Linked DNA regions of Homo sapiens: region 1 is linked to region 2. A link is an interaction called in ENCODE POLR2A ChIA-PET data of the cell type or tissue named here. Cell type or tissue: GM12878. All regions are shown on one strand. Links, peaks and the distances in the headings refer to the core of each region. The heading gives the core; the rest is flanking DNA. Region 1 overlaps VAV3 (vav guanine nucleotide exchange factor 3). Region 2 overlaps SLC25A24 (solute carrier family 25 member 24).

What was found. ChIA-PET counts read pairs that join two places held together with the same protein. Peaks named below come from ENCODE experiments on the same cell type or tissue, not always from the same donor. Only the 100,000 strongest peaks of a DNase experiment are listed, where the experiment ranks them.
Region 1: POLR2A ChIA-PET joins it to region 2 with 6 read pairs; 2 of 35 experiments call an interaction of 5 or more read pairs at or near these places.

The regions. Positions count from the first base shown.
Region 1 is chr1:107,775,025-107,780,024 of GRCh38, forward strand. VAV3 (vav guanine nucleotide exchange factor 3) reads right to left here. Exons shown (of 27, transcript NM_006113.5): 3 at 4,410-4,468; 4 at 2,207-2,272. Among named protein-coding and RNA genes, the nearest start is that of MIR7852, 120 kb to the right of the region's middle. In GM12878, for the core only: no CTCF peak of the experiment used is centred there; DNase peaks (open chromatin) are centred at 2,127 and 2,447; H3K4me3 peaks cover 478 bases; H3K27ac peaks cover 1,131 bases.
Region 2 is chr1:108,136,747-108,153,217 of GRCh38, forward strand. SLC25A24 (solute carrier family 25 member 24) reads right to left here. Exons shown (of 10, transcript NM_013386.5): 7 at 11,533-11,640; 8 at 6,797-6,964; 9 at 2,312-2,462; 10 at 1-91. Among named protein-coding and RNA genes, the nearest start is that of SLC25A24, 55 kb to the right of the region's middle. In GM12878, for the core only: no CTCF peak of the experiment used is centred there; no DNase peak of the experiment used is centred there.

The DNA of each region.
Region 1 (5,000 bases), core at 1-5,000, 360 kb before region 2:
AAATAAATAATTTCTTTAATCCTGCAAATACATTCGGACCTTCGGCCACCAGGTAGAAATTTAAAGCAGACTGCCTCTCACAGAGCAAGGGCTGGCATCTCAGAGCAGCCAATTCAGGAAACCAAGGTTTTCTCCAAATTTAGCTAGGAATGCATCCTCACTGGATTTATCCTGACATCATGTCTGCCTAAATAACAGTGAAAAGAACAAAATGGGGAAGCTATAAAAATTTATAGGTGTAAGTCACCACTGGTATGGGTTAAAAAAGAATATCGACTGGGCACAGTGGTTCACACCTGTAGTCCCAGCACGTTGGGACACCAAGGCAGGTGGATCATGAGGTCAGGAGTTCGAGACCATCCTGGCTACCACAGTGAAACCCTGTCTCTACTAAAAATAAAAAATTAACTGGGCGCAGTGGCAGGCACCTGTAATCCCAGCTACTTGGGAGGCTGAGGCAGGAGAATCACTTGAACCCAGGAGGTGGAGGTTGCAGTGAGCTGAGATCGTGCCATCGCACTCTAGCCTGGGTGCCAGAGCAAGACTCAGTCACAAAAAAAAAAAAAAAAAAAAAAAAAAAGAATAGCATCACGGCACTAGAAATTAAATATTCCCCTTAAACAATCTGAGTACATTACCAATAATCTTAGTCACTTTATGAAGATTACAACCAATTCAATAAAACAACTGGCACTATCTTGCTTACTGTTGGTGAGTTCTTAGAGATTTTAAGAGATAAGAAACTACTCTTAATAGATATTTAAAATATAAGACTGAAAGATCATTCTCAAGGCCACCTACCCTGGAAAGAGCTGCTGGCCATCCATCGTGTGACTGCAGTGGGTGTGCTCACCCCCTCTACTCTTCTACTAAAAGCTCTGAGAGGGATCTGGAAGTTGGGGCTGTGACTAACAACCTCTGCTCTAGAATAAGAGGTGTCTGAGTTCAAATCCAAAGACTACAATTTACTAGCAATATTACCCTCAGCAAGTAACTAGGCTTTTCAAAATTCAGTTTTCTCACTTTTAAACTGTGAAGATATAATAACAACCTAGTAATATTGTGGTATTACATAAGATAGTGCATATAACCTGGTTAGCACACAAATGGAAACTCAGTAAGCTCTTATTATTATTGCCAGGTGTAATACCTGGCAAACAGTAGATGCTAGATGCAGTTTTGACTTATTAATTTGGAAAACAAATACTTATTGAGTACCTACTATATGCCAGACACTGTGAAGTTCTAGGAATACAGCCATGAACAAGGCAAAGTCCCACACCTCACAAAAGTGTACCTTCTAATGAGGAGACAAACAATAAATGAAGCAAACCAAGACTGTCTCAGGCATTGGCAAATGCTGTAAAAACACAGCAATGTAAGGGGGTGGTGGCAATTTTAGACAGGATAGTCAGAGAAGGCCTCTCTGTAGGGAAATCTAAGCAAAAACTTGAACGCTGAGGGATCAGTCAAACAGGCAGAAAGAATAGCAGGTGTAAAGGTCACAAGGCTAAAACAAGCCCAGTGTGTTGGGTGTATGAGGAAGGATAGATGAATGAATGGATGAAGTTCCATAGCATTTGAATCTGTCTTGGGGCATAATCTATTTCTTATTATGATTCTTTGCAAACATGCCTGATCCATGTCATCAGTTCCTTGAGGAGTAACGATCACGCATATATTTATTTGTAATCTGTACAAGTCACTCAATCAGCAGAAGATAATCGGCTGCAAGGACCTTTTGCCTCTCTTGACTATTAAATAATAGAGCCCAAAAAGATTCTCTGTTCAGAACAAACACCGCCTACTAAAACATCCCGAATAGCTCCAACCCACACTTATCTCTCCCTTCCTTGAACTTATAAGGCATGCACTATGTGTCCCACAACTCCAGCAGCAGATTCTATTTCTTTTAAATTGTTCCCTAACTCCAGTTTTATCTACTACTTCTGTTATGCCTTTGAGAAACTTTGAAATTTTACTTCATTAGAGTAAGTTTCTTTATTCTTCATGGGGACACAAAACAGGAACTAAAAACCAGTTGAAGTACATTTTCTTGTAAAGCTTTCCATCGCCAGTTTAAGGTTAATCAGTAATTAAGCCACTTTTCCTCCTTCAGATAGCTTACTTTAACATCCACAGTTAAAACCCACAATGGACACATAAATTGGCAGTGGCTAAATTTTGCTTGAAATTTTCAACATACTCTATTAAATCAGGAAGGCCTTTGTAGATGTCTTCATCATTAATGCTTTCTTCTGTTGGGAAGGGCCTAGGAAGAGGAGAAAAAACAAAAACAAAAAAACAAACCCATGAGTGAACGAGCAACAATCAGGCTGCGCACTTAACCCTCACTAAATATGTAAGTTGTCTGCTGCCAAAATGGTCAGATCAGTCACCATGTCTAACAATATCTAGGGCTTTCCCTAAAGTGCCTGCTCAGTGGCTTTGTCTGGGGTTCCCCTAGGGAGGCTGTAACACCTGCCACCTGAAATCATCTGAAGCAATTACAGCTGGTCACCACAGTCACATGTGCAGGGGGTCATAATAACGTGCTTATCTGATCTCCCACCTGCCACATACCTGCAGGGTCACCTCACCCACTGCAGCACCCCAAGTCAGACAACAAACAGCTGTGCATGTACCCTTGCCTTCAGCACCCTCTCTTTTCAGCTGTGGGATCTGATAACAAATAATTTGGTAGCAATCATCCTTCCATGGCTCCGTTCACTAGTGTAGATGAAAACTAGTAGAAGACAAAAACATTGTGCCCTTTACATATACGGTCATTGACCCTGACATTTCTGCTCAGACTTTAGGGTATTTAAGCTGTATGTTTTATTTTCGTTTATTAGACAAATGAGTCAACCAGACCTTGGGGTGAATAGAGTGTTTTCTTTGTTCCCTATTCAAGAAAATCACCTTTAATGTATCTCCTATTCCCACTGTGTGGCTTCCTTGTTTGCATCATGGTACTATGTCCTTTTTTCATAACTGCCTTAAATTTATGTCTAACAAAATCACAGTAAGCATACTGTGCCAAAAATTCTACTCTTTTCAGGCAGCCAGCATATCACATGTTTCATAAAAACCAGAGGATCCATCAAAATAATAAATAAGCTTTAAATAATTACTAGTTATATTAAAAGCAGAGTTTCACATTGACTTATGGATTAATTTAATACTGAAGACATTTGAGGAGACTAGGTTTTTCAAATAAATCAGTGTGTGAGAAATGTAGTCTCATAATCATTTTTTATAAATTAAGGCACATTTTATTATGCAAGTTCATTGTAGAAAATATAGATGAGAAAAAAAGGAGAAAAATTTTGACTTACGTTTTTTCAGAATCAATACATAAAAATTTGATCATGCTTTAAAAAAATCTTTACATATAATAACATAAAATATATATTGACATGAAAGGTATGCATGTATTGAAGAGCAAATTAGGAGTTAAACATTTATCCAGCCGACAGACCATATACATAGAAAGCTGCCAAATTCATGGCCCATTTCTGAGAAAGGTCCTGTACCAGCAGGGCATTTTTCCTGAGCTCACTGTGCTTTGTAGCCAGTGCAGAGAACCCCACTAAGTCCTGCTTGGATCCTCTCTCCCTTAGAATGTGAATGTGAGCTGGACACAGAAAAATGGCTGTGATGGCCAGAGACAGAAATATGGAGCACTGAATAAAGAAGGTAAAAAACAAATTTGATCCATTTCCATGAAACCAGGCTGAGTAGAGACTGTTTTGCTTTATTTCCTAATGTTACTTATATAATACATCTTTGCTGACTGATCTAACTTAAGTATGTAGTATCTGAAACAGAAAAGGCTCAACACAACATACACATCTATATTTTTATGCTTATCAACTGCATAATACTCTATTGCAAGGAGATGACATACTATATTTAACCAATTTACTTCCAGGTTTTTAATTTACTACTGAACCTTCAATACACATTCTTGTACACATGTTTTATACTTGTTTGATTATTTCTTAAACTCCTAAAAGCTATGAGTTATTATGATCTACTCTATAGGAAATAAACATATTACAACATCTTATAAATATTTATTTACTTAAGCATTTGTGTTTACTTTAATGAATCATATGTACAGAAATGTTGGAGGAAAGTTAAAAAAAAAAAAAAAGAAGAACCACACCAGTGACAGTCACCTGTGAATTGAGAACAATGTTTAGCCAATGTGTTATTCAACTCTATCAATAAGTTCTACCTTGCTCAATTAATTTCAAACGTGTACGGGATACTTACATACCAGGCACTCTTCATGAATGAGACATAGTACCTGTGTGCAAGATGCTTCACAAATAGTAACCATTTAATAAAGAATCATTACACTGAACTCAATGGGACACATGAACAACGAAAACAGAGCTTACCTGATTCCTGTGGCCAATGCTATAGGTGTTCGAGAAAGTCGTGATAATGTTTCTATAACCTGAGAAAAGAGGAAAATACTAATTAGATATGTAGTTCAGAAAATATAAGATTTCTTTTTCCAAAATTTTTTCAATCTAATATTAACCATAGCAGCAGAAACATAAATTTGCAGGTGTCAAAGATGTGCAGAATGAGAAGGGCTGTGATTGGGAAGTATAAACACCTGGATTATAATTTTATAATTATTACTTAAAGTAATAAATTACTTTATTACTTTAAGTAGATTACTAACCCATTTGAGTTGCAGATTCTATATCAGTATAACACAAAGTTAGCCTGGGTGGCCCCAAGCAACTTGTATCTCTACTTTTACAGAATCTGAAAGATTCTGGAAAGCTGTATTCTCCAGTATAGTACCCACTAGCCACATGAGGCTATTTAAATTAATTTAAATTTTAAAAACAAAAATCCCAGTTCTGCAGTTGCACTAGCCACATTTTAAGTGTTCAGTAGCCACACACATGTGGCCACTGTAATGAACTACACAGTTATCAAAAAATTTCCATCATCACAGAAAGTTCTATTGGACA
Region 2 (16,471 bases), core at 1,203-6,202:
ATGCCTCTGTAAAGTCCTGGTATTCCTTCTTTGGAAATAATTCGTCGAAAGAGGCCAACCATATTCAGCTGTGGGGAACCTTCTAACATGGCTAAAAAATAAAAAAAGAGGGTAATTTAATATTCAAGTATGTTTCATTATTATGACAACAAACAATTATGACCCAGAATGATATTCTAAAATACAGTAAAAGGACAACATTTATTCCAAGAAGCCCAAGACAACATCCCTTTTATGATCCTCTTTGTATAGCACCTAACAGTGAGTGTCCTAACTATAGTAATGATGGTAATAATAGTTATTTATTAATTACTATGTTCTAAATACTGGGTTAATTACCTTCCATACCAATCTTGCAAGGTAAATGTTATATCAATTTTGTAAGTGAGCAATTGGAGGCTTAGAAAGATGGAGAAATTTGTCCTAAAAAAATCTAAGTAGAAAATGGTAGGGCTGAGATCCAATGGTCTGACTCTAAAGCTGGTACACTTTCCACCACCCCACAGTGCTGCTGCTGCCTCCTTCTTACTAGACAAGCGCTGAAGAGAGAACAGTTAAATCTCAGGAAGTAAGGGGAGTATGGAAGAAGCTCTGGGAAGCTTGGGAAAAAGCACAAAGACCTGGGCCTTGGAAATGACCTCAACAAGCAGGAAGAGAAAGCGAAAACCAGTGTTGCTGGCACAACCAAGACAACGGGAGGAGTACCATGTGCTATGGAGATGCAGCCAATTGTTGTATGTGGTTATTACACAGAGAGTGAACAAAGTGGGGCTAGATTATTAAAGGCTTTGAAATTCCCACTAACAACTTTGGAACTGACACCGAAAGGCTGCAAAGATGTCTGAACAGATGTAAAATGATCAGACTTTTAGGTCAGAAATGACAGTCTATCAGCCATAGACAATCTATCAGCCGTATCAGTCATGCAAAGTTCTGGATCAGAGCTGGCAGACAGGAGGGTTAGAATCAGACTGCATGTGTCTGAATTTCAGTCCCACTATTTACCACAGGTATAATCTTGTGGGAGTTACTTAAATTCTCTCTGCCCCAGTTGCTCATCTGAAAAATGGGGATAATGTTAGTATTCCCATCCCCAAGATGGTTATGATGGTGAAATGAGAGAATACACAAGAAACGTGTAGTTCACTACTTTGTGTTTTTCTCTACAGCCATGACTGTCTCTCAGCTCCTTAAATACACCATGTTGGTGCCTGCCTCAGTGTCTTCACACATGCTTTCCCTCAACTGGAATGTTTTCTGTTCCCACTCCACTGGCCTGTGCCCAGCTAACTCCCACTCATCTTTCCAGTCTCAGCTTCACTGACAGCATTCTGCAGCGCCCAAGTTAGGTTATAGCTCCTTGCTCTGTGCTCCCCTAACAAAAGAGGAGTTGGTTTAACCAGGTTGTTTACTTGCTGGACATAACGTCTTCTCTACTCTACACTGGCGGGGCCACACCTGACTTGTTGACTGCTCTACCCCTAGCATCTGGCAGTGTCTAGAATGGGACAATGGCTCAGGGAGTATTTGCCAATTAGTTACTGACTGCTTGGCTGGGGTTGCTGTGGCTGGCACTTGGAAGGGAGGTTGGGAATAGAGCTGTAGATGCCCAAGGTGTACTACTTAAGAAAACAATGGATAAGACTGACCAGGGAAAGCATCAAAGAGAAAAGAAAGGCATTTGAATGCATACTTTAATAGAGTGGGGATAGCAATAAAAGCCAGCAAATGGTAAAAGTTATCAATGGGCTGGCAGAACAACCAGGATGGTACAGTGTAATCAAAGCCAACAATGGAGACTGTCACAGTGAGGAGGAATCACAGCTCAAAACTTGTAGGGTCTACGCAACACTAAAAAATGATTCCAACCACCATTTACCAAAAATTTAACAAACCCAAGATGCTTTATTTATATTGTTGGTAATTCTTACAACACTGTACAATTTTCATTCCCATTAAAAACCCCAAGAAGTCTGAGGCAAGGATCTGAACCCAAATCCATCAGATACTAAAGCTTATAATCTTAAAACGTGCATGTAACACAGTCAAAAAAAATAGTACTCTGTTTATCTATAAGGCATATGTATGCATACAGTACATATGCAATGCTTCTGTCGCATTAAAATTTCATGACGAGGGAGCATTTAGAAAAAGAATTTCTGAAAAGATTCCTTAAGGAGGCAATAATGAAAAAAAGGTTGAGAAATACTGTCTTAAAACTACAGTCTGCATCTTAGTAGAACTTGGAGTTCTAAAAGCACATTACTGGTGCAGCACTTTTATCGGTGTGGTTCTGTAATCAAAAATTCACCTTGAGCCTGCATGCGAGTTCTCACCAAAGCCAATGGGTAGCTGGCCAGCTGACCACAGGTGCTGGATAAGGCACCGCATCCCAGCAACACCATGACTCCAGGGTTTACAGAATCTTTTGCAAAATTATCCAGCCAATAGGACTTCAAGAGCTGCCAGAGAAATAAAGAAGAAAATAATTAACGAACTCTACAACTTCAACGTAAACATTTTCACAGCTATTCTCAACCTCATGAGAAGCCCCGTTTCTGCAGGATGAGGCCACGCATTTGCAGAAGCAGCAGGCACTGCAGGAGGCGGTGACTCTGTGGAGAGGTGGGAGGCCACTGGGGGTGCGGAACACATGAGGTTTGCACCGGTTACTGACATTCTTCTAAACAAACGTGAACTGCGCAGCAAACGCTGCAGGATCTAAAGAACACCTCTTATGGTGAGTATTAATAAAATAATATAATTCTACTAATTGTATCTCATTTTACACGTTACATATATTTCATTTGAGCCTTACAGAAACTCTTACATAAATCTATTATTCTGATTTTAGAAATGAGAAAAATTCATCTCAGCGGAGTTTTTGTTTGTTTTTTTGAGATGGAGTCTCGCTCTTGTCACCCAGGCTGTAGTGCAGTGGCCCAATCTCTGCCTCCCAGGTTCAAACGATTCTTCTGCCTCAGCCTCCTGAGTAGCTTGGATTACAGGCACCCACCACCACGCCCAGCTAATCTTTGTACTGTTAGTAGAGACAGGGTTTCACCATGCTGGCAAGGCTGATCTCAAACTCCTGACCTCAGGTGATCCGCCCGCCTCGGCCTCCCAAAGTGCTGAGATTATAGGCATGAGCCACCACACCAGGCCCAGAGTTTTTTTAAGAAGGACTCAGAACCAGGCGTGCTGATCAAAAGGCCATACTTTATCCCTGTTACTCTAGGTCCCTGTATTTCATTAGAAGGCAATAATTAGGAGAAACTGTATAAAATATATATGATAATCAACTTTTTAAACATAAGATACTTTAAGTATAAAATACATGTTAATATGTTATATAACAAGTTTAACTTTTTAATTTTTTAATCCTGTAAGACTAAAAATTTTAAATCCTACAGGATTAAAAAATTATCTCAATGGATTAAAAAATCCATTGAGTGCATTTCTCAATGGAAATCTTGCAGGTTAGAAGGAAATGGAATGTTATATTCTATGTTTTGAAACTTAAAAAAACTGCCAAACAAAAATACTGTATGGGCAAAACTGCCCTTCAAAAAAGGAGAAATTAAGACTGTCCCTGACAAACAAAAGCTGATACAGCTTATCACCACTAGACCGGCCCTACAAGAAAGGCTAAAAGGAGAAACAAAAGGATGATAAATAGCAACACAAAACCACAAAATATGAAACTCTATGGTAAAGGTCAATATTTAGAATATTATAAAATCCTATAGTATTGTAATGAAGGTATATAAATAACTTGAAAATCTAAATTTCAAAAACAAAATTTAAACAGAATTTAAAGAAGAAAAGCATAAAAAGTAACTATAAATCTATGTTAAGGATATACAATATCAAAAGACATAAAGTTTGTGGGGAGGAGGTGAAATATGTAAAGAAATAGAGTTTTATATACCACTGAAGTTAAGTTGTAAACAGCTTAAAATAAGTTGCTATAACTTTAGTATGCTTTATGTAGTTGCAATGGTAACCACAAAAATAGCATCTATAGAATGCACACAAAGGGAAATGAGAAGGGAATCAGAACATATCACTACAAAAAAAAAAAAAAATCAACAAAACACAGAAGAAGCCAGGAAGAGAGGAAGGGAAAAACAGAAAAGCCACAGGACAAAGATAAAAAGGTAGCTAGCCAAATGACAACAGTAAGTCCTTCCCTATCAGTAACTGCTTTAAATGTAAATGGATTAAATCCCCTAATTAAAAGATATAAATTGCTGAGTGAATAACACATACAGAATCAACTATACCTTATCTATGAGACTCACTTTAGATCTAAGGACACACATAAGCTGAAAGTGAAAGGATGGAAAAAGATATTCCATAAAAACGGGAACCCAAAGAGAAAAGGGGTGGCCATAATTACATCAGACAAAATAGACTTTAAGACACAAACTGTCACAAGAGACAAAGATGGACATTACATAATGATAAATGGGTCACTTTACCAGGAAGAAATTATAACTTCATATGGACCTAATATTAAGCTCCTAAATATATGAAGCAAACACTTACAGAACTGAAGGGAGGAATAAACAGCAACACAGCAATAGTAGTAGACCACCACCCCACTTAATGGTGTTGGGGAGGACATGGAGAAATTGGAATCTTGGTGTACATTGATAGAAATGTTAAAAAACAAAAAGGTCTAGTTACTATGGAAAATGACATGGAGGTTCCTCAAAAACTTAAAAATAGAATTACCATTTGACCCAGAAATTCCACTTCTGAGTATATGTCAAAAAGAACTGAAAACAGTATCTTGAAGAGATATTTGCACAACCATGTTCACTGCAGCACTATTCACAATAGTCAAGATGTAGAAACAATCCAAATGTCCATCAACAGATGAATAAAGAAAATGTGATATATATACCCAACAAATTATTATTCAGCCTTAAAAACAAAAAAGTCCTGTTGTATGCTATCATATGGATGAATCATGAGGAAACTATGTTACATGAAATAAGCCAGTCACGGAAAGAGAAATACCACATGATTTCACTTATACAAGGTATTTAATGTAGTCAAACTCATAAAACGAGAAAGTAGGTTACACAGCGCTGGGGTGAAGGGGAAATTGGGAGCTGTTGTTTAATGACTATAGAGTTTAAGTTTTGAGAAGTGAAAAAGTTCTAGAGATCTGTTGCACAACAAACCACAAACAGTTAACACTTACTGTACTATATATTTAAAAATGGTTAAAATCATAAACTTTATGTTATGTGTTTTTAATCACAATTTTTTAAAAAACTCAGCACAAGAAGTAAAGTCCTGAACCATACCACCTCACACCTAAGAGGACGGCCATAATAAAAATAAGCTTTTTTAAAATGGAAATTAAGTGTTAATAAGGACGTGGAAAAACTGGAACCTTTGTATGTTGCTGGTGAGAATGTAAGTGCAGCCACTATGGAAAACAGTCTGATAGTTCCTAAAAGCTAAACACAGAATGACCATATGGCTCAGCAATTCCATTCTGAGATATATACCCAAAGGAATTGAAGGCATAGACTCGAACAGATACGCAGATGCCAATGTTCACTGCAGCATTATTCACAATGTTGGAAAAGTAGAAATAATCCAAATGCTCTTCAACAGATGAAGGACTAAACAAAATGTGGTATATACACATAACGGAATATTACTCAGCCATGAAAAGAAATGAAGTTCTGATACATGCTACAACATGAACAAACCTTAGAGACATTATGCTAAGAGTAATAAATCAGACACAAAAAGAAAAATACTGTATGATTCTACTTATAAGATATCTTGAATGGGTAAATTCCTAGACATAGAAAGCAGATTAGAGGTTACCAAAGGTTTGAGTTACGGAGGGTAGGAAGTTATTGCTTAAAGGTTAAGGTGTTTCTGTTTGGAGTGAGGAAAAGGATTTGGAAATAGTGTTGATGGTTGCACAATATTGTGAATGTAATTAATGCCACTGAATTGTACACTTAAAATTAGTAAAATGGCAAATTTTATATTTTATAATAATTTTTAAAAATTATGTAAGAAGCCAAAAACCATTTGCTTGTACACTTCAAATGAGTGAAATGTAAGGAATATGAACTAAATCTCAATAAAGCTCTTTAAAAAAAAAATTCGACTCTTCTTTTCATTACACATTCCACTCTTCCTCTACGCTGTAGCTTAGGTCTCATCCTAACATGCACCCTGGCTCATGTCTGTCGCAGCACAGATAACCACGCTGAGTTTTAGTCGTTTGTCTCCCCCACCAGACCTTCAGTTTCTTCAAGGCACACATTGAGTCCTTTGAATCCCCAGATCCAGTGTCTAACCTAGTGGTTTGTATAGTGTGTGCTCAATAATTGTTTGTGAGATTCATAAATTATTAAATGATTTAGATTGCAGGGTTGATCCAAGATTTGTATTCTTCCGTACAAGGAATGAAACTGTATTACTCATGTTAGTCACATTAGTCACTTGGCTTAATGTCAGATTTTTGCAAATCCAAAACAAAGGAAAAAATCTCTAGAAACACCTTTTAAGGTGAACAACTATACCTAACTTTGAGTCTACTCTTCATTAACAAAAGCAATTCCCAAGAAAATCTAATACAAAAGTGACCCCATGCATATTCACACTCAAGTTACTTGAAAGTTCAAATAACACATGCTTGAATTTACTTCTGGTCACACACTGTTTTCTGGTATATATCTACTTCTTCATATAAAGTCCAATTCTAACAAGATCTAACTGCATTTTCCAATTCAAAAGATTTCTACAAACTCACCTCATACACAGCAAGATCTATGCCTGCATAAGGTATGATACCTAATAAATTGGGAACATAGCCTTTGTAAAAAGCTCCCAAGCCTTCATGTTTCAAAATCTTCTTGGCACAATCATATATTCCAGAGTACTGCCCAGTTTTGCCTACAGCCAGCCTGGTTTTCATAACCTGGATATAAAAAAAAACAAAATATGATTGTTCATATTAACTCTATCATCATGGGATTCAAATGAAGTAATTTTACATGGAACAAATACCTAGCACATATTGTCACTCAAAAGACTGTACAATTTGTTGATACATTCTCTTTCATGTATTACCTCTATTGGGGGGCTAAGACCAAAGCCAGAGAGACCCGTTTACTGCAAGGAGGATCTGATGAAGGAAGTGACCAAGGAAATGGAAGCAAGATAATCTATTGATGTCTTAACAAAACTGACTGGTGACCACCTGCATCTGGAAGGTGAGGGAAATGGTAGTATAAAGGATAACCCCAATACTTCTAGCTTGGAACACAGGATGGGGCAGTGGGGAGTTGGGAAGGTGATACTATTAACTGATATGGAGGATATGAGAGGAAAAATAGGTATTAAGTTTTTTTGAGAGGTGTGTGGAGTAATATAAACAATCATATTAAGATGCTTAAAAAAAGCTGTATTAGCATGCATACCACATATCGGTGAAAATTGTATTTATCTTGCTTAAGTCATCAGTTACTAAAAACCCCTCTGCTATATCAATAAATTCCACATCTACAATATTATTTTTGCTATAAAGCAGTAGTTGGAAAACTTTTCCTGTAAAGACTAAATAGTAAAATATCTGTCGTTGCAAGCCTAAAATATTAGGTCTCGGTTGTATATTACTTTTCTTTTCTTTTGTTTTTGCCTACTTTTTAAAAATTGTACTTTAAGTTCTGGGATACATGTGCAGAACGTGCAGGTTTGTTACATAGGTATACACGTGCCATGGTGGTTTGCTGCACCCATCAACCTGTCACCTACATTAGGTATTTCTTCTAATGCTATTCCTCCCCTAGCCCCTCATCCCCAAAAAGGCCCCAGTGTGTGATGTTCCCCTCCCTGTGTCCATGTATTCTCATTGTTCAACTCCAACTTATGAGTGAGAACATGTGGTGTTTGGTTTTCTGTTCCTGTGTTAGGTTGCTGAGAATGATGGCTTCCAGCTTCATCCATGTCCCTACAAAGGACATGAACTCATCCTTGTTTATGGCTGCATAGTATTCCATGGTGTATATGTGCCATATTTTGTTTATCTAGTCTATCACTGATGGGCATTTGGGTTGGTTCCAAGTCTTTGCTATTGTGAACAGTGCTGCAATAAATATACGTGTGCATGTGTCTTTATAGTAGAAAAATCTATAATCCTTTGAGTATATAACCAGTAATGGGATTGCTGGGTCAAACGGTATTTCTGGTTCTAGATCCTTGAGGAATTGCCACACTGTCTTCCACAATGCTTGAACTAATTTACACTCCCACCAACAGTGTAAAAGCATTCCTATTTCTCCACATATTTGCCAGCATCTGTTGTTTCCTGACTTTTTAACTAACTGGCGTGAGATGGTATGCCATTGTGGTTTTGATTTGCATTTCTCTAACAACCAGGGATGATGAGCCTTTTCTCACGTTTGTTGGCTGCATAAATGTCTTCTTATGAGAAGTGTCTGTTCATATCCGTCACCCACTTTTTGGTGGGTTTTTTTTTCTTGTAAATTTGCTTAAGTTCCTTATAGATTCTGGATATTAGCCCTTTGTCAGATGGATAGATTGCAAAATTTTTCTCCCATTCTGTAGGTTGCCGGTTCACTCTGATGATAGTTTCTTTTGCTGTGCAGAAGATCTTTAGTTTAATTAGATCCCATTTGTCAATTTTGGCTTTTGTTGCCATTGCTTTTGTGATTCAGTCATGAAGTCTTTGTCCATGCCTGTGTCCTGAATGGTATTGCCTCGGTTTTTTTCTAGGGATTTTATAGTTTAAGTCTATGTTTAAGACTTTAATCTATCTTGAGTTAATTTTTTTTTTATAAGGTGTAAGGAAGGGGTCCAGTTTCAGTTTTCTGCATATGGCTAGCCAGTTTTCCCAACACCATACATTAAATAAGGAATCCTTTCCCCATTGCTTGTTTTTGTCAAAGATCAGATGGTTGTAGACGTGTGGTGTTATTTCTGAGGCCTCTGTTCTGTTCCATTGGTCTATATATCTGTTTGGTACCAGTACCATGCTGTTTTGGTTACTGTAGCCTTGTAGTATGTTTGAAGTCAGGTAGCGTGATGCCTCCAGCTTCGTTCATTTTGCTTAGGATTGTCTTGGCTATACAGGCTCTTTTTTAGTTTCATATGAAATTTAAGGTAGTTTTTTCTATTTCTGTGAAGAAATTCAATGTTAGCTTGATGGGGATATCATTGAATCTATAAATTACTTTGGGCAGTATGGCCACTGATTCTTCCTATGATATGATATTGATTCTTCCTATCCATGAGCATGAAATGTTTTTCCATTTGTTTGTGTCCTCTCTTATTTCCTTGAGGAGTGGTTTGTAGTTCTCCTTGAACAGGTCCTTCACATCCCTTGTAAGTTGTATTCCGAGGTATTTTATTCTCTTTGTAGCAATTGTGGATGGGAGTTCACTCGTGATTTGGCTCTCTGTTTGTGTATTATTGGTTAATAGGAATGCTAGTGATTTTTGCACATTGATTTTGTACCCTGAGACTTTGCTTTAAGTTGCTTATCAGCTTAAGGAGATTTGGGGCTGAGACAAGGAGGTTTTCTAAATATACAATCATGTCAACTGCAAACAGAGACAATTTGACTTCCTCTTTTCCTATCTGAATACGCTTTATTTCTTTCTCCTGCCTGATTGCCTTGGCCAGAACTTCCAATACTACGTTGAATAGGAGTGCTGACAGAGGACATCCTTGTCTTGTGCCGGTTTTCAAAGGGAATGCTTCCAGCTTTTGCCCATTCAGTATGATATTGGCTGTGGGTTTGTCATAAACAGCTCTTATTATTTTGTTATACATTCCATCAATAACTAGTTTAGTGAGAGTTTTTAACATGAAGTGGTGTTGAATTTTATCGAAGGCCTTTTCTGCATCTATTGAGATAATCATGCGGTTTTTGTCACTGGTTCTGTTTATTGATGAATTCCGTTATATTGATTTGCATATGTTGAACAGCCTTGCATCCCAGGGATGAAGCCAACTTGATCATGGTGGATAAACTTTTGGATGTCCTGCTGCATTCAGTTTGCCAGTATTTTATTGAGGATTTTCACATTGATGTTCATCAGGGATATTGGCCTGAAATTTTCTATTTTGGTTGTGTCTCTGCCAGGTTTTAGTATCAGAATGATGCTGCCCTCATAAAATGAGTTAGGGAGGAATCTCTCTTTTTCTATTGTTTGAATAATTTCAGAAGGAATGGCATCAGCTCCTCTTTGTACCTCTGGTAGAATTCGGCTATGAATCTGTCTGGTCCTGGGTTTTTTTTGGTTGGTAGGCTATTAATTACTGCCTCAATTTCAGAACATGTTATTGGTCTATACAGGGATTCAGCTTCTTCCTGATTTAGTCTTGGGAGCGTGTATGTGTCCAGGAATTTATCCATTTCTTCTAGATTTTCTAGTTTATTTGCATAGAGGTGTTTATAGTATTCCCTGATGGTAGTTTGCATTTCTGTGGGATTGGTGGTGATATCCCCTTTATCATTTTTTATTGTGTCTATTTGATTCTCCTCTGTTTTCTTCTTTATTATTCTGGCTAGTTGTCTATTTTGTTAAACTTTTCATAAAAACAGCTCCTGGATTCAATGATTTTTGGAAGGGTTTTTCGTGTCTCTATCTCCTTCAGTTCTGCTCTGACCTTAGCTACTTCTTGTCTTCCGCTATCTTTTGAATTTGTTTGCTCTTGCTTCTCTAGTTCTTTTAATTGTGATCTTAGGGTGTCGATTTTAGATCTTTCTCACTTTTTCCTGTGTTGCCCACTTTTTAAAAATGTAAAAGGCATTCTTAGGTCAAGGGCTGTATGAAACAGTCCGTAGGTCTGTGTTTTGCCAACCTATGCACTAATGAAAGGATGTCTAATTAGGATAATCACCATATAATCAAATCCTGAGATTCCATTATTAAATTTATGGTACAGAAACTCTTTGGACAGGAATGGCAGCCAGCCTCTAAAGTGGCAGCCAGCCTCTAAAGTGACCCCCAGTGATATTTGTCTCCGGTTATTAACACCATTATACCAGCCCCTCCTACACTCTACCAGGGTTGGTCTGTGTGATCAATGGAATACAGCAGAAGAGGCAAAAGATACCAGCTTTCATCTTAGGCACTCTCTCTCTCTCTCTCTGTTGGACCACTGACTCTAGGGAAGCCAGCTACTGTGTTTTGAGGATACTCAGGCAGCCTACAGAAAGGCTCACGTGATAAGGAACTGATGTTTCCAGCCAATAGCCAGTGAGGCCTGGCAGCAACATGAGTGAGCTTGGAATCCGCCTCCAGCTGATTCCAAGCTCTGACTACCATCTTGACTGTGGGCTGTGAAAAACCCTGAGCCAGAGGCACCCAGCTAAGCTGCTTCCAGATTCCTGACCCAGAGAAACTGTGCGATGATAAATGCTTGTTTTAAACTGTTAATTTTGGGATAACTTGTTAGAGAGCAATAGACAACCAACACGAACACCATCACACAGTCAGACTTGACAATGGTACTCACCTCCATTGGATATATAAAAGTCTGTGCAGTTGCTCCAGCCATGGAACCAGAAATAAATCTCTCAAATGTTCCTATTTTTTGTCCTTCTTCAGTAAGTAACTTCTTGTACTGTATAAACAAGTTTTAAAATGCACATTACTACCTGCTGTGGACTGAGCTGCACCCCCACCAAATTCATATGTTGAAGCTGTAACCTCCCATGTGATGGTATTAGGAGATGAGGCTTCTGGAGGTAATTAGGGTTATGAGGTCATGAGGATGGAGCCCTCATGACAGGATCAGTGTTCTTGTAAGAGCAGACACCAGAGAGCCCACTCTCTCTCTCCCCCTTCACATGTGCACCAAGAAAAGACCATGTGAGCACATACCAGCTGTCTACAAGCTGAGAAGAGAACGCTCACTAGAAATCAAACTGGCTTGGCCCTTGATCTTAGGCTTTCCCGCCTCTGAAACTGTTAGAAATAAATTTCCGTTGTTGATTCCACACACACTGTGGTATTTTATGGCAGCCCAAGCCAACTAGACAATCCTAGAATACAAATCAGCTCCTAGAAATCAATAAATTGACAAATGTGATGATGTGTCTCGAAATGTATACACTACATTAATAATACATAGCAGAAGAGCAAGGCCTAAATGCTAATACACGCAGTGACTGGACAGTGGTTTTCAAGTCAGATTTCCACAAAACACAGATGTCTCCCAGATTGGACCAAGTTGCTCCTTTGCTGAAACAGCATAACAGCATCCCTCCCCAGGTGTACAGAAAATACAAGGTTAATCAAGTTTTCACAATGTTTGGATATTTTCCCCACAGTTTTTAAAAGATGAGTTTATTTTCACCAGTGCAAATAAAATGAATAAATAGGTGACAAACAAATATTAACAAAACAATTTATAAAAACAGTTTCTGTAGGTAATACATAGAATTATACTAACCTATCAAGCCCAGCATCTCCCTGGCTATCAGTACTAAAGTGACCCAACATAGCTAACTGGACCAAGGGTATAAATATGACCCCAATACAGCCAAAATAGTGACTGGCCAGTATATTAATATCATGGGATTGAGAGTCAGGCAGACCTGAGCTGGAACTCCAGAGCCACGTGGCCTCGAGCAAGTTCATGAACAGGTCCACATTGTGGTTTCCTTGTCTGTGATAACAGTACTTACCTCACAGGGTTATGGAAAGGATTACAAAAAAATAATACTTGTAACACGGTTAGTGCAGGTCTGAACACCTAGCAAATGTTCAGTAGATGTTATTATTATTATTAATATATGAATACACTATCTTTACACAACTTGCTAAGACATTCTGCCCAAACATAGACCATGGGAATTAGCCAGGCAAGCCAGATTCCTTCTCTCAGAAATGTGAGGGGGTCTCCAGAGGTAAGCAGCTGCTGTCACCAGAGGGACAAGGGGAAAGTCAACAGAGAGAAGTGGACTCATGCATGGAGAAGGGAAGGGGGAAGTCTCACCTCCTGGACTTCTCCAGGGATCCTTCCCCTACATGATCCATCCCCACAGTGATGCCCATTCCTGTGCCAGCCAGTTTCTGTTCCCTGGGATCTAAAGTGCCCAATGCAACAACATACGATGACTTTCTCCTAGCAAATCTGTGTTTTGCTGCTCATGATAAAAATTAAGTATATTATCATTTCATGAGATTCCCAAATACCAGACATTCCTCCCCAGAGAGATCACTGCTTCCAAGGGCTCTGTTTCCTGAACTACAGAGTGTTACATAAAACTCCTCTTCTGCATAGGCCCTATTAATTTTCCTGCATGTCAGATTGTCAAAATCATTAAACATAATTTGCTTAAAAACCTTCCTGCACTTTAACAGTAACTTTGAAGGTACCTTTTATACCTTGGACCCCCACAGCACCTATCAAAAGTACAGAGTAAACGTTTAGTGACTGATGGAGGATAAATATTTAAAGGATAAGTGCTTGAGGCTCCTATTCCCCGAAACATACCATATACAAAGGGAAGACTTCAGGACAGAGCCAAAAAGTCAGGCACTGTGCCTGGTATGTAAAACTATGTCACCAAGCTTAGTCCCCATCTTAGAGATGAGGTAATAGTCACAGAGACTTTAAGTAACTTGCCAAGGCTACAGAACTGAACCTTCCTAAAGGAGACTTAACTGAGCCCTCAAAACCACCCTGAAATCCTTTTGTCTATCTCAGTTCTCTCCCATTTGTTAGACTAACCATTTTGATCTTCTCCATTCTCCTCCAGCTTCCAATACCACTTCCTCCCTCATTCTCAGATCACATCCTTTCTCAGGAGCTCAAGGAAGAGTAGAGAGGCCACCAGGCAGAATATCTTGGTATTCTGCCCACCTCCTGCAAAATTATCCATAGCTACTCACATATTTTTTCTTCCCAAACACGTATAAGAAGAGTTCTTCTTGTAATCAAAGACTAATCCTTTTAACAGTCTCTGGATAGAACCTGTCTCCCCCAGCCCCTTTCCATCTCCCACTCCCTTTCCCTACACACAAACTCCCTTGAAACACCTACCGGGTTAATCAACCTCTCTTACCTATGTTTTCAACTTCTTTATTTGTATTGACATGCTTCCTTCAGCAACAGGCACATTAAAGTCAAATCAAAATCCTCCCTCCAGGCCAGGCACGGTGGCTCACTCCTGCAATCCCAGCATTTCGGGAGGCTGAGGCAGGAGGACCACTTGAGGTCAGGAGTTTGAAACCAGCCTGGCCAATACGGTGAAACCTCACCTCTACTAAAAATACAAAAATTAGCTGGGTGTTGTGGTGCACTCCTGTAATCCTAACTACTCAGGAGGTTGAGGCAGAAGAATCACTTGAACCTAGGAGGCAGAGGTTGCAGTGAGATGAGATTGCACCACTTTACTCCAGCCTGGGTGATAAAGTGAGACTCCATCTCAAAAACAAACAAACATACAAACAGAAAAAAAACAAAAAAACAAAAAAACAAATCCCCTCCACCCAACATCTTTCTTATCTATCACCCTCTCCCTCTTCTAGTTTCCTTCTCTTCACTGTCAAACTCCCTAAAAATGTGTCTCTACTGTCCAAGTTTCTTCACCTCCCATTCACTTTAAGCTCATTTCAGCATGGTTTCTCATTTCATTACTTCACAGAAGCATTTATACTAAGCTTACCTATCTCTGGGTTGAGAAATCCTAAAAGATATTCTTATTATATTCACTACCCAGTAGTACTGACCCCCATGAAACCGTTTCCTTCCACTGACTCCTATGCCATCCCTCTCTCTGGATTTTCTCCCATCCCTCGAGCTATTTCTTCTCAGTGTCCTTTGCAAGTTTCTTCTTTTACTTCTCCCTTTGGACTTATTCCTAGAATTCTTCTCATTTATAAGCTCTTCTTGAGTGATCCTGCCCATTCCAATGGCTCAACTCAGCAACAACCTCTCTATCAAAGATCTCTCTCTTAATGGCTAGCTGATATACCCAATTGCTTACTGGACAGCTCCCTGTACATGTCCCACACATCTCAAACTCAGCATGCACAAAATGGAACCTGATATTGTATTCTCTTTGAATGCAGTCACTCAAGTTAGAAATTAGAATATCATTCTTGACTCTTCTCTTTCTCACCTCCATATCCAGTCAGTCAGTGAGTTCTGTTGATTCTACTTCCAAAATATTTCTCAGTTCATTCCCTTCTCCATTCCTTAAAGACATCACCTTATACTGGTGTTCATCATTTCTTACCTCAATTATTTAAATATTCTCCCTGCCTCTAGTCTACCTCACTCTCCCCCAACAATGTCTCCACTCTTTTTTCAGGTTGATATTCCTTAAATGTGAATGTACTCATTTCACTTCCCTATATAAGATGCTACAATAGCCCCTACCATATTCAGAATAAAATCCAGACTCCTATTACATTTGGCCCCTGTTTATCTGTCCAGCTCTTTCATCATTATCTTTCCGGAAACACACTCCACCAGTCTTGAGGCACAGTGAACCACCTTCAGTCTCTTCAGTGAGTGATGCCTTCTTGTGCCTACATTTCTGTCCACATGCTGCTCCTTCTGTTTCCAATCCTTATCTTCCCCTTTATTTATTTATTTATTTTTTTTTTGAGACAAGGTCTCATTCTATCACCCAGGCTAGATTGCAATGGTGTGATCCCAGCTCACTGCAACCTCTGCCTCTCGAGCTCAAGTGATCCTCCCACCTCAGCATCCTGAGTACAGGCACACACCCCCACGCCCAACTAATTTTTATATTTTTTGTAGAAATGGGGTTTTGCCACGTTGCCCAGGCTGGTCTTGAACTCCTGGGCTCAAGCAAACTACCTCCTAAAGTGCTGGGATTAGAGGCGTGAGCCACCACGCCCGGCTCCCCTTCATCTTAATGGCTTGAGATTGAGGCAAGCTTGAGCTCTAATTCCAGTCTGTCAGTTCTGTCTTTTCATTTACTTAATAAGGGTTTCCTGGCACTGGGCAAGGTGCTAAGAATACAAGTAGCTACTGCCTAAGGAAGCTCACAGTCTCACAAAGCAGATAAGTACAGAGAACGTCAGAATTCAATGTGAAAGTGCTGTAACAAAAGGAAACTAGAACAGAAGGCTTCCCAGAGGAACTAACTCCTGAGTAAGTACTAAAGGGCATTTCCCACCATATGACATATAGAAAGAGGAAGGGTGTCTGTCTGTGTTGCTGGAGCAGGGTCAGGAGACAGGGAGTAGCAGAAAGATGACCATGCATGGTGGCCATATTGAGTGGGAGGCACTCCTGGGTCATGCAAGCAGAGATGCTGAAACACACAGTACACAGGTAGACCTACAGTGTTGAGATAAAGAGGAAGATGTTGGAGTGGAAAGCAGTCAGTACAGAGATGGCAGCTGAAACCACAAGAACACTACCCCACACTATTACACTGTCAATGATACAATGACACTACTATGGTAAT